Regions from separate parts of the Homo sapiens genome. Here region 2 is linked to region 1. A link is an interaction called in ENCODE POLR2A ChIA-PET data of the cell type or tissue named here. Cell type or tissue: K562. All regions are shown on one strand. Links, peaks and the distances in the headings refer to the core of each region. The heading gives the core; the rest is flanking DNA.

Region 1 (5,655 bases), core at 360-5,359:
CAAGTGGTCCCACCCGCCACCTGAACTTTAGCCAACACCTGCTGCCTCTGACCTTGTTCCCATGCCTCCAAAGGGCCTCAGTAGGCTGAAGGAGGGCATGTGCTCTAGTCTGCTTCTGCAAACCAGTTGGCATTTAAGGAGCAATTAGGGCAGGGCAGACATGGGGAGGGGAGGAAGAACCCGGGATTGTGATGAGGATGGCTGCCAGACCTGAGGGATTGGAAGTGGCCAGGGTGAACTAGAATCTGGGTCATGGAAATAAGGAGCCTGTGATAAGGAGGCGGGCAGAACAGCCTCTGCCTGAGATTCACACCTCCGGAGAGAAGGGCTAGCCAGGGATGTTTTAGGCTAGGCAGCCTACCATGGTCAGGTTCTTGCCAGCTTTCTTGATAGGGCACTGTCCTTTGGAAGCGTAAGAGTGCCAGAGAGAAGGAGTAGAGCTTAAACCCCCCAAGGTGGTGCACAGGAAACAGCCCTGCTGGAAACAAGAGAGAGAATGCAGAGCAGGTTCTCCCTCTGTGCTTCTCCCAGATCACCAGGGGGAGCAAGGCCAAGAGCATGAGACGACTGAGTGGAGGAAGCCCTCATCCCCACCACTGGGCTCTCCAGGCAGGAATTGGATATGCTTGGACTCACAGCAATCTAGAGCCCAGTGCTTTCTGGCTTGGGGTGGGGGTGGGGTGAGGGGAGGGGAGGACAAGGGGGAAGGGAGGGTGTCTGCTCCCAAAAAGCTTTGAGTCTATCCCTATGCCTTCCCAGAAAGTTTACAAGAGGTAGATATTTCCCTGACCTATTTCAGTGCCTTTAGGAGTCAGGAACAAGGGACAGATGGGTTTATGTGAGCCTTCTCATCAAGGTTTAGGAAGTAAGCTCATAGTTTGTTTACATTTTTTTTATATCATTGTTCTTGCACTTGAGGCAAGTTGGCTTTGAATTCAGATTAGGGCACAAATCTGGCTCTCTGAATCTATATTTCCCTGCTATAAGAAGGAGAGGTCCTTCTTATAGGGTTGTTGGTGAGAATTCAATGAAACAGTGTATGTAAGAATGATAATAGCTACAGTGTGTGGACCAGCCACTATGCCAGGCACTACATAATACATAGGGGTATGTACATAATTTCTAATTTTCATATGAAGTACCTAGTATGACTCCTAGCACATGGTAGGTGCTCAACAAATATTTTTTTCCCAACCTTCCCACCTCTCCCAATCCCACATCCCTGTTCCTGAGTATAGGGAGAAGTAGAGCCTCGCTTGGAATGAGGGAGACTGACTCTAGGTCAGAAAAAAGACTACGGGTTTTCTGAGGGACTCCTAAAGCAGGTTTTGTTTGTTTGTTTCTGAAGCAGAGTCTCGCTGTCACCCAGGCGGGAGTGCAGTGGCACGATCTTGGCTCACTGTAGCCTCTGCCTCCCAGGTTCAAGTGATTCTCCTGTCTCAGCCTCCCAAGTAGTTGGGATTACAGGCATTCACCACCATGCCCAGCTAATTTTTTCTGTTTTTAGTAGAGACAGGGTTTCACCTTGTTGGCCAGGCTAGTCTCAAACTCCTGACCTCAGGTGATCCGCCCACCTCGGCCTCCCAAAGTGCTGGGATTACAAGCATGAGCCACCGCACCCGGCCCTGAAGCAGGTTTTATATTGTAGCTGGGTGCATTCTAAAGTGGGACCAGGCTGCTTCCCCTCTCCAGAGGTCTTCCCTTCCTCACTCATCAAGTCCTGCCTGGCAGTGATGCTGGCACCCCTGCCAGAGTATCTCCAAGTGCTACCGGCTTGCTCCTGAGCAGAGGCTCTCAGCCCATCGGGGAAGGACAGAGTAGGGCAGGGCAGGGAAGTGTCTGCTCCACTGAGCAGCCCCTGCCTGTAGCCCAGAAGCCAGAGTTGACCAGAGCCTCTTATTATTCCAGGCAGGTCTGTCTGCAGTGCTGCAGCAGCCTGAAGCCCTAGCCCCGGGCCCCTCCTGTTTCCTTTCTCCCATTTTTATGCATCACATCACATTCAATAGGAGCATTTAGTAGCGGGGAGACTCAGGGGGTGAGTTCCTTTCATATTTTCAAATATACCCTACTCTATAACCTATACAAGGTATCACTCTTTTTCCTCATAGTTTGGGGATGTATTTCTTCTTTAGCAGCCTGGGAAAGCTAAAAGTAAAAGATTCCTTGGACAAAATTGGAGGAAAGTGTGTCTGACTAGTGTTTACACTTTGGTGACTTAGGTTCTTGTCTCTGGCAGCTCCTCATTTCTAGAGGCTTTTTTTTTTTTTTTTTTTTGAAGTCAGGGTCCCACTTGGTTTGCCCAGGCTGAAACTAAGTGATATGAACACAGCTCACTGCACACTGCAGCTTCCACCTCCCAGGCTCAAATGACCCTCCCACCTCAGCCTCCCAACTTGCTAGGACCACAGGTGTGCGCCATCATGCCCAGCTAATTTTTGTATTTTTTGTAGAGACAGGGTTTCACCGTGTTACCTAGGCTGGTATCGAACTCCTGAGTTCAAGCGATTCTCCCGCCTCAGCCTTCCAAAGTGCTGGGATTACAGGCAGGAGCCACGGCACCTGGCAGATGCCTGCCTTTTAAAGGGCCTCTTAGAAGCTTGCCAGAAAATGAGGAGGTTTAGGCTCAAGAGAAGGAGCAAAGTGTAACAAAAAGAGCACCAGGCAGTCAAGACCACTGACTTGCTAAGACCAAACCACTTTTTTATCTCCCTGTACCTTTGTATCTTCATCTGTAAGGTGGGGGTCACAGCTGTCCTAACTAGAATTGATATGACCAATGCTTTCACACGTCATCTACAAATTATAGAACAGATGTTATAGGAATTTAGGAGGAAAAAAGTAAAATGTCTTAATGATCATGTAAAGCATTATGATTTCTTGCCCTAGGAGGAAGAGATGAGAGAGTTAGCTCTTCTATCCTATCATCTCTTAGGCTTGCAAAATATTAGAAAAGAGGAGGGAGCACATACCTTACCGAGAATGCCCCAAGCCGAATGACTAACCCTTACCTGAAAAGAGGTAGTACCTTTCAGGTGTCTGAGCAGTTCATTTGATGCTGAGGTGGTGTGAGCACCTTCAGATTATTCTTTGGCAGTTGCCTAATCAGATTAGGGGCCAGGCAAGCTCAGCAGTTGCAGAGAACTCATACTCCGGAGAGTTCAAAACTCAGACAGAAGTGGGGACGTCATGATATGTTTCCTAGTATTATAGCGATCCCACCTTAAACCTCAGGCCCCAACTCTGCACTGCCCTTTTGACTTTGTGCCAGCAGCTTAGCGCTTGACCTACTCTGTGTTTCTCTAGATAAGCCTGAGGCAAACAAATCTTTTCATTCTTTTCCACATGTGTTCTTCAGCCCCATGTGTTCTAATCTTATGCGACCTTTTCCATCAGTTGCCTATGGAAGTGGAAGAATCTCTCCGCTTTGGTACTGTGAAAAGAGGTTCAAAGTAAGGAAGGAATTCTGCCAGGCGCAGTAGTTCACGCCTCTAATCCTAGCACTTTGGGAGGCCGAGGGGGGTGGATCACAAGGTCAAGAGATCGAGACCATCCTGGCCAACATGGTGAAATCCCATCTCTACTAAAATACAAAAATTAGCTGGGCATGGTGGCATGCGACTGTAGTCTCAGCTACTTGGGAGACTGAGGCAGGAGAATCACTTGAACCCAGGAGGCAGAGGTTGCAATGAGCTGAGATTGCGCCACTGCACTCCAGCCTGGCAACAGAGCGAGGCTCCATCTCAAAAACAAACAAACAAAAAAAACACAAAATATTAGCTGGGCATGGTGGCAGGTGCCTATGATCCCAGTTACTCAGGAAGCTGAGGCGGGAGAATCACTTGAACCTGGGAGGCGGAGGTTGCAGTGAGCCAAGATCGCACGACTGCATTCCGGCCTGGGTGACAGAGTGAGACTCTTTCTCAAAAAAAAAAAAAAAAAAAAGGAAGGAATTCTGACTCAGACTGTCTTTTCTAATTCTCAAGAGACCCAAGACCCTATATGCTGGTGGTTATTGCTAATGGTTATAACCTAGCTAATGGTTATTGTTAATGAAGCTGCCTTAGAATTTTCCATTCTTTTGGTGGGGTGGGGGTTCCCTGGCAAGGAAAGATGGAAGGGCACATGGAGCTTATTGTTCTTCTTCTACTTAAAGGGCTTAATAACAAAAGTTCATTAAGATCAAATTAGGCGGCTGGGCGCGGTGGCTCATGCCTGAATCCCAGCACTTTGGGAGGCCGAGGCGTGCGGATCACGAGGTCAGGAGACCAAGACCATCCTGGCTAACACGGTGAAACCCCGTCTCCACTAAAAATACAAAAAATTAGCCGGGTGTGGTGGTGGGCGCCTGTGGTCCCAGCCACTCGGGAGGCTGAGGCAGGAGAATGGCGTGAACCCGGGAGGTGGAGCTTGCCGTGAGCTGAGATCGCGCCACTGCACTCCAGCCTGGGCGACAGAGTGAGACTCCGTCTCAAAAAAAAAAGAAAAAAAAGATCAAATTAGGCTTTCTCCCATCACTTAAGTGTCCTATTCCAGACACTGGATACCTTTCATCTAAGATTTCCAAGCACTATTTCTATAATTCCATTCCTTTATCACTTTCTTAGGGTGGTGCGAAAAGACAGGGCCCATTCTCTACCCAACTAAAGGTGGAAGGAACTGAGTCCTGAGAAGGCTAAGTAACATCCCTGTCTTCATGAAGCAAACATTGTAGTGGGTGAAGACAGAAAAGGTAAAATCCTCTGATTCCTAGTTCAACACTCTATCAGCATTGTTCCCAACATCCTCTTGAAAGGTTAAGGAGTTCTACTTAAGGGTCAAGTTGGGTTTCTTGCTACTTTAGCCCTTCCCACTTCTTCCAGGCTTGGAGGAGAAGCTGAACTGGGGTGAAAACTCTGTGGTCCTGCCTGTGCCTATACCAGTCTGAATGAAGGGAGTTTGACACATTGCCTCAGGTTCTTTGTGGATCTTCTTGTTTCCCAGATAAGAAGGGAGTACGATATTTTAAAAACAAATAGAGCCCTGCTTTCTTAACTCTTTGTAAGTCAGAGTAGTGCTAAAAATCTATGTGGCGAGGAGGACGCAAAGGGCAAATTGGGAGAGGGAGGAGTATAAATCAACCTGCATCCCTGTGGAAGCTTCTGGGAAGAGGATTGTCAGGAATCGGCAAAGACTTTGGCTACATGTGACTTTGGAGGAGATCATTGATAAAAGAATCAAGTCCCTTATCTGATGGTTCTTGTGCTTCTTTGTTCACCTTCTAGAAGTAAGTGTGGCATCTATTTATTACAGAGAGGTTGGCCAGAGCTCCTTGCCACCCCCTGGTAACTGAAGTCGTCAGTGGGGACTACGTAACCGGGGCTGGGGTCCCATGTTCTGGTGCTGTGCTAAGAGTCCCTTCACATTTAAAAGGCTGATGTGTGGCAGTGACACCTGTCAGTGGCATGACACACAGCGGCCCCACTCTGAAACTGAGAAGGGGCCTCAGGATAAGTTCTCTTCCCACCTTCAGCCCTCCGTTTTGTCACCTACACCACACCCCCTAGTTAGCATGCGTGAGAGGTAATGCATCTTTCTGAGGGGAGAAATGCTGGCCTCTCTCTGGTGCCTTTATTGAGCTGATGTGAGACTCTGGTGCTCACTCACAGGCTAGCTTGT
Region 2 (5,269 bases), core at 1-5,000, 600 kb before region 1:
ATGGCCTCCAGTCTTTTTTTTTTTTTTTTTTTTTTTTTTTAACTCTGAACTCACCTGAGATTTCCAGCTTCTTTCACAGTTGTAAAGGCTGCTGTACTCTGGAAGGAAATGTCACAATTTTCAGAACTTGTAGTCAATAACTATTTATTTATATAAGCACAGGACTGATAGATTAATGTTTGGGTTGCATGTGCCCAGTAGGTAGAGGACCAGATAAGGAGAGAGGAAACTGATGTCTTCCTTCATCTCGCTCACCTGGTCAGGCTGTCACCCTTTCCTGCTGCTCCTGGAGTTCCTTCTCCTGAATGCCCCTTGGTCACATCACTCCACCGTTCCCACTTTCAGCAGCTGCCAGCACCTCTAGATCAGAGTTGCAGTTCCTCCTCAGTGTGGCCTAAGAAGCCATTCATGACTTGGCTCCTTCACCTCTCCTCCTCCCACCAGTTTCAAGTCCACCTAACTCAGAAACATGGTGTCCACCCAACCCCATCACCAGAAGGCAGCATGACTGCTTCTGTCCTTACCTTTGTAGTTTTAAGCCATCAAGACCACTTCAAGCATCACTGGGGAGGCATCACCTACCTCTCCCCAGCAGAACTAGTTAACCAGCAACCTCTGCTCTCCAGACATTCTGTACACTGCACAGGCTGGGCAGTGATTGCCTCCCACGCTGGGCTGTGAGTTACCTCCTTTAGGGCAGTCTTGTTGATCTCTCCATCCCTAGGTGTATATCTTCAAATGAATAAATGCACCAGCCTTCTCTCAGAGGGTTGTATAAGGATTAATATTAGTAAAAGCTAAAAATTACTGAGTACTATTGTTTGCCAGACACTGTTCTAAGCATGGTAAATATATTAACTCATGAATCCTCACAATTCTGATATATTCTCAGCATTTTGTAGAACAGGACATTTTAAGACTAAGATAATACAGCTGGTAAGAGACAGTTGTGGGTCTCAAACCTAGGCCTTCCTGACTCCGGTGCCTTGTCCTTAACTATGATATGTATGTTCAAACTCCTGACCCAGTGCCAGGAGTATTTATCATTTTTTTTTTCATTAGGAGTAGCATGATGAAAAGCAATGCTTATCGAATGTTGCTAGCTTCTCTTTTAAGTGAACTCAAGTCCCTGCCCCTCAACAAGCCTTCCCCAGCTACCCAGCTCCCTTTCCCTGACTCCTTTGTGTGAACAACTCATGTGGTCTTTGGCTGCTGTGAATCTTTGGGGGGCTGTGTTTCCCCTGCTCCCCTGAGTGGTGAACTCCCCTTCGTGTAGCACAGTGCACCATGCATCCTGTGTCCTCTTTAAGGCTGATGGTGCCCCAAACATGGATGGAGCAAGGACAGCAGAGTCCATGGGCACAAGTGACAGGAGGGAGTGGGACAAGGCACCCTGGACACAGCCCAGGGAGGGAAAACAGAGGTGAGGGAAGGTACTGGCCCTGTGCCTGTAGGCCTCTGGGGGTCCCTTGCTACCCTCTCCAGGATCAAAGGTAAAATTGATGAACCTTGGTGACTGGCTGGCTATGGGAATGAGATCTTCACTGAAGGGATCCAGGAAAACTATGACTTCCTTGTGCTGCCTTCCACTGGGACAGGAGATATAGACGGAGCCGACTTATGTGTAAATGGGAGTTTGATTTTGGACATCCTGGGCTTGAGGTGAGAACTGGACATCATGGTTCCATCCGCACTTGTAGGAAAGAAGAATCTAGGTGTCTTTCCTAGAACCCTTTCCTTTGCTCCCTCTAGGAATGCTCCAAGCAGTGAGGGGCAGGGAGTCTGGATCCGAGTGGGGACCTGTGGCAAAGGGGGACAGGGATGAGGCACAGCCAGAATCGTGGAGGGGCTGTGATTGGAGTTTCTATCCAGGACTGGGTTGAGCTTCCTTAGCCAAAATCCTGGCTCAACCTGAAGTCTTCCAGGCCCACCCTCAGGCTTTTCTGCCCAAGCCTGGGGCCCAGAAGCCCGGGGAAGCCCAAGGAACCTAACATGTTGGGGTGGCGTTTTACCCAGGAAACAGATACCTGAGCTGAGGGGTATCTTTTCCTCTCACCCTCCACCATCCCTCTGCCGCCTCCCTCTCCAGTTGATCCACCCCATCTACACCTGTAGCACTTAAGAAGGTTTTCCAGTCTACCAAATAAATTACTCTGGGAGGTTAGATCCCTAGGAATGCTTATCGGAGTGCCACAAGTAGTACTGTAAGCGTTCAATTCACACCAATTATCTAAGCACTCGAAGAAGTTCCTATTTACACACCAACAATTGGTATGCCAATTTTAAGTAATATTTATCTTTTCATTGTAGTGGATTCCCTAAAGTCCATTATTAAGCAACATTTGATTAATACAGTTTGATTTATTGTAGGTGCTTCCAACTAAAGAACAAATTTGAGCTAATCTCCCTAAAGAACTCCAACTCATTATTCATTAATTGGAGTCTTTTCTGTAATTCTGTTGTGAAGATTAAGCATTTGCTAATTTAAGAAAGTCCCCATGCTTCGATAACAATTGTTTATTCTGTGAAAATAACGAGTGAGGCTGGCCTGCTGCTTAGCAGAGTTTGCCATTCACACCTGTGGAATTCTAGCAAACTGTTTTTCCCTTAAGGACTTAAAGACATGAAAAAGTAAGTAGACAGTGACTACAGTGCTGAGGACTGTTCATTCTTTCCCGAGTCTGAATGTGACCCTCACTGTCTAATTGTCAGGATAACTGAAGAGGAGCAGACTTAAAAAATATATCCAGCAGCCCCAGAACCTGTCCTTCAGCAGAGCTGAGTGCCTTCCTTGGCCAGCCCTTCTTATCCCAGTAAGAAGGAGGGCAAGGGATGGGCAGGTCATAGCTGCAGGGGAGAGGGTGGTTTCCACCCTGGGAGTGTGGGAGGTGCCAGGGGCAGAGGAAATGAACTTGAAGGGAGACGATCCTCCATGAATGTGTTCTGAGTATTTTCGGAGGGTAATAAGGGAGTGAATGTAGATTCCAGAGCCAAGGCACTGCAGCCCACCCAGTTGCCCTCCTCATTCCCCAGGGCAGTGAATCAGGGCTAAGAGTCATGGAAATGACCTTGGTCTTCCTCTCCAGCCCCTCCAAGGGGGAAAGACTAAACTCAGTGATACCAACTTGAAAAGAAGAAAATCCCACCAATGGGAGCAGAGTAGGCCAATTTGCAATTCCCAATAAGCCCTGCCTGACTGGTTTGGGACAAGCAGGCAGTGGGGGAGACCCTCCCTTCTGCACCCTCGCCTGAGTTCTGGGAGCCTCCAGAGGCTTCTTCTGATTCTTTTCCTTAGGCAGAGTTTCTGAAGAAACTCGGGGGGCACAGTGGTAACTCTCCTCTCCAGCAGTAAGGTCAGGAGGGTGGGTGTGGGAGAGATGGCCCAGCTGAGCCCGGAGCTGGTGCAGGGTGGTCGCTAGAGCCTCAGGCAACACTGGGTTAAGTCCGTTGTCAAGGGCCCCGAAGGATTAAGCAGGGCTGGAACGTACCATGCTCTGAATCCCTGCTTCGGTGATGATTCTGAAACTTATAATTTGCAATAAATCTGATGAACTTAGCCCCAGGCAGTTGGAATTAATAAAGTTTTCAGTAGATGTCCATGTTCCGTTTGAATTCTAGCTCCTGTTAACTCCCCAGTTAATCCTCATGTAATGTCTACCCAAAAATCTCTGTTCTCAATTTCCCACCCACCTTCTAACCTCAGGAAGCTAATGTTTGAAAATAGCACCCCAAATGAAGAGAACCCCAGCTTCTCTTCGATTGTTCTTTGTGGACCCCTTTACCCTCCCCGAGCTAAATCTGAATCTCCTTCATGCTGGGAGCTGCAAGCAGGAACCACAATCCCCTTCGGCCTGAAGGGAATGGAGGAGAATGGGGAGGGGCCATGCTATTTGGCCCGCAAGGAAATGACAGTGTCTGATCCCCCTTCCTCACCTCCCACTTCTCTACAGGGCTCCTGGTATTGTGACACCAGGGCAGAGGTGGGGACTAGGGAAGGGAAACCACAACTTCTAGCTCTGCACCTTGGCTGTGGGCTGAGCACTGGGCTTACGAGGTGCTCAGTTAACTGAAACCAGCGGACCTGTTGGGACATAACACAGAGCACAGCAGCCTGTGAGCAGTGGCTTTGAAGTATAGTCATAGCCAGTTGTCCTCCGTGTCCCACAAGGATGTCTGTGGAATCTGGTCTCCACCTAGACTGAGGTCCAGACATGCTCGATTTCCTTTATCATGGTGAAAAGAGCAGGGGTCCCCAGTGCCTAGTGACCACCAGCAAGATGAGGCCCTTAGCGCTGTGGAGCCCCACCCACTAGGGTGTGTCTGGACTGCTCAGTGGGAAGGGGCAGGGCTGTCAGTCATTTCCCTCCCTCTGCATCATCACCGACACTCTTCTGGCAACCAGTCTTTATTCATTTTTTAAAAAAGGAAATCCAAATAAGTTAGCAAAAAAAAAAAAAAAAAAAAAAAATACAAAACAATGGCAAAACCACACAATGCTTTGTTAACAAAAGAAATCACCCCCAAGAGGCCCCAACCCCTTTTCCCTGCCTGTCCCCGGCAACTTCAGCACAGGAGACCTTGGTCGGATGGCAGCTTTACAAACAACACACGAAACAAAACAAAACATAAAACCACTGGAAGGTTCCCAATATTCACTGCAAAAGTTTGGCCCCCCAGGGACTTGGGAACAGAGGGCTGTTCCTCTCCCCTTCTTCTCTCTCAATTCAGGGCAGGCCCAGCCCAGCCACTGGCATCGGGAAGAGACCAGAACAGGAGACGTGCACAGCTTGTCCAGGTCAGGGCACTGCGTCTCTCAAACCGTTTCACTTGGGGGGTGGAATTAGAGGCCGCGTTATGATAAAAAGGAAGCTCCTGAGTTTGCCCCCTGAGCTGGGGCATACACGAGGGGGCGCTCTGGTCCCCTGCTTTACCTCCCTGGAAAGGGGATGCCCTCTCCTCTAAGGAGGCAGCTGAATGAGGGCGTCCAGTCCCTTGCTGGGGGGTGGGTTAACCTTACATGGATGAGGAAGGGGATAGTCTGGCCTATGGCACCCCAGAGCTGGCTTCCTAGCATCAGGGCAGCCTGGCTTAGGAGGCCCCTGCTACAGAAGTAGTGGCATCTGTGGCCAGCTTGGGGGGCTCGCAAGGATGCCCGGCTTGGAAGACAATCTCAGTTGGGCATGGTTTCATCTGGGAAGGCCACAGACACATCTTCCACTGTGATGCTGTCCACGATGGAGGTGAGGGAGTGCAGGTTGTGGGCATCTGT

What was found. Peaks named below come from ENCODE experiments on the same cell type or tissue, not always from the same donor. Only the 100,000 strongest peaks of a DNase experiment are listed, where the experiment ranks them.
Region 2: POLR2A ChIA-PET joins it to region 1 with 5 read pairs; 1 of 35 experiments calls an interaction of 5 or more read pairs at or near these places.

Annotation. Positions count from the first base shown.
Region 1 is chr1:203,676,139-203,681,793 of GRCh38, forward strand. All of the region lies in intron 1 of ATP2B4 (ATPase plasma membrane Ca2+ transporting 4), which reads left to right. Among named protein-coding and RNA genes, the nearest start is that of SNORA77, 51 kb to the right of the region's middle. In K562, for the core only: a CTCF peak has its summit at 540 (motif pointing right); a DNase peak (open chromatin) is centred at 3,263.
Region 2 is chr1:203,078,740-203,084,008 of GRCh38, forward strand. It overlaps MYOG (myogenin), which reads right to left. Exons shown (of 3, transcript NM_002479.6): 3 at 4,390-5,269. The coding sequence ends at 5,171. MYOPARR (myogenin promoter associated myogenic regulatory antisense long non coding RNA) reads left to right here and starts at 5,056. Exons shown (of 3, transcript NR_160550.1): 1 at 5,056-5,240. In K562, for the core only: a CTCF peak has its summit at 4,897 (motif pointing right); DNase peaks (open chromatin) are centred at 4,330 and 4,912; H3K27me3 peaks cover 2,817 bases.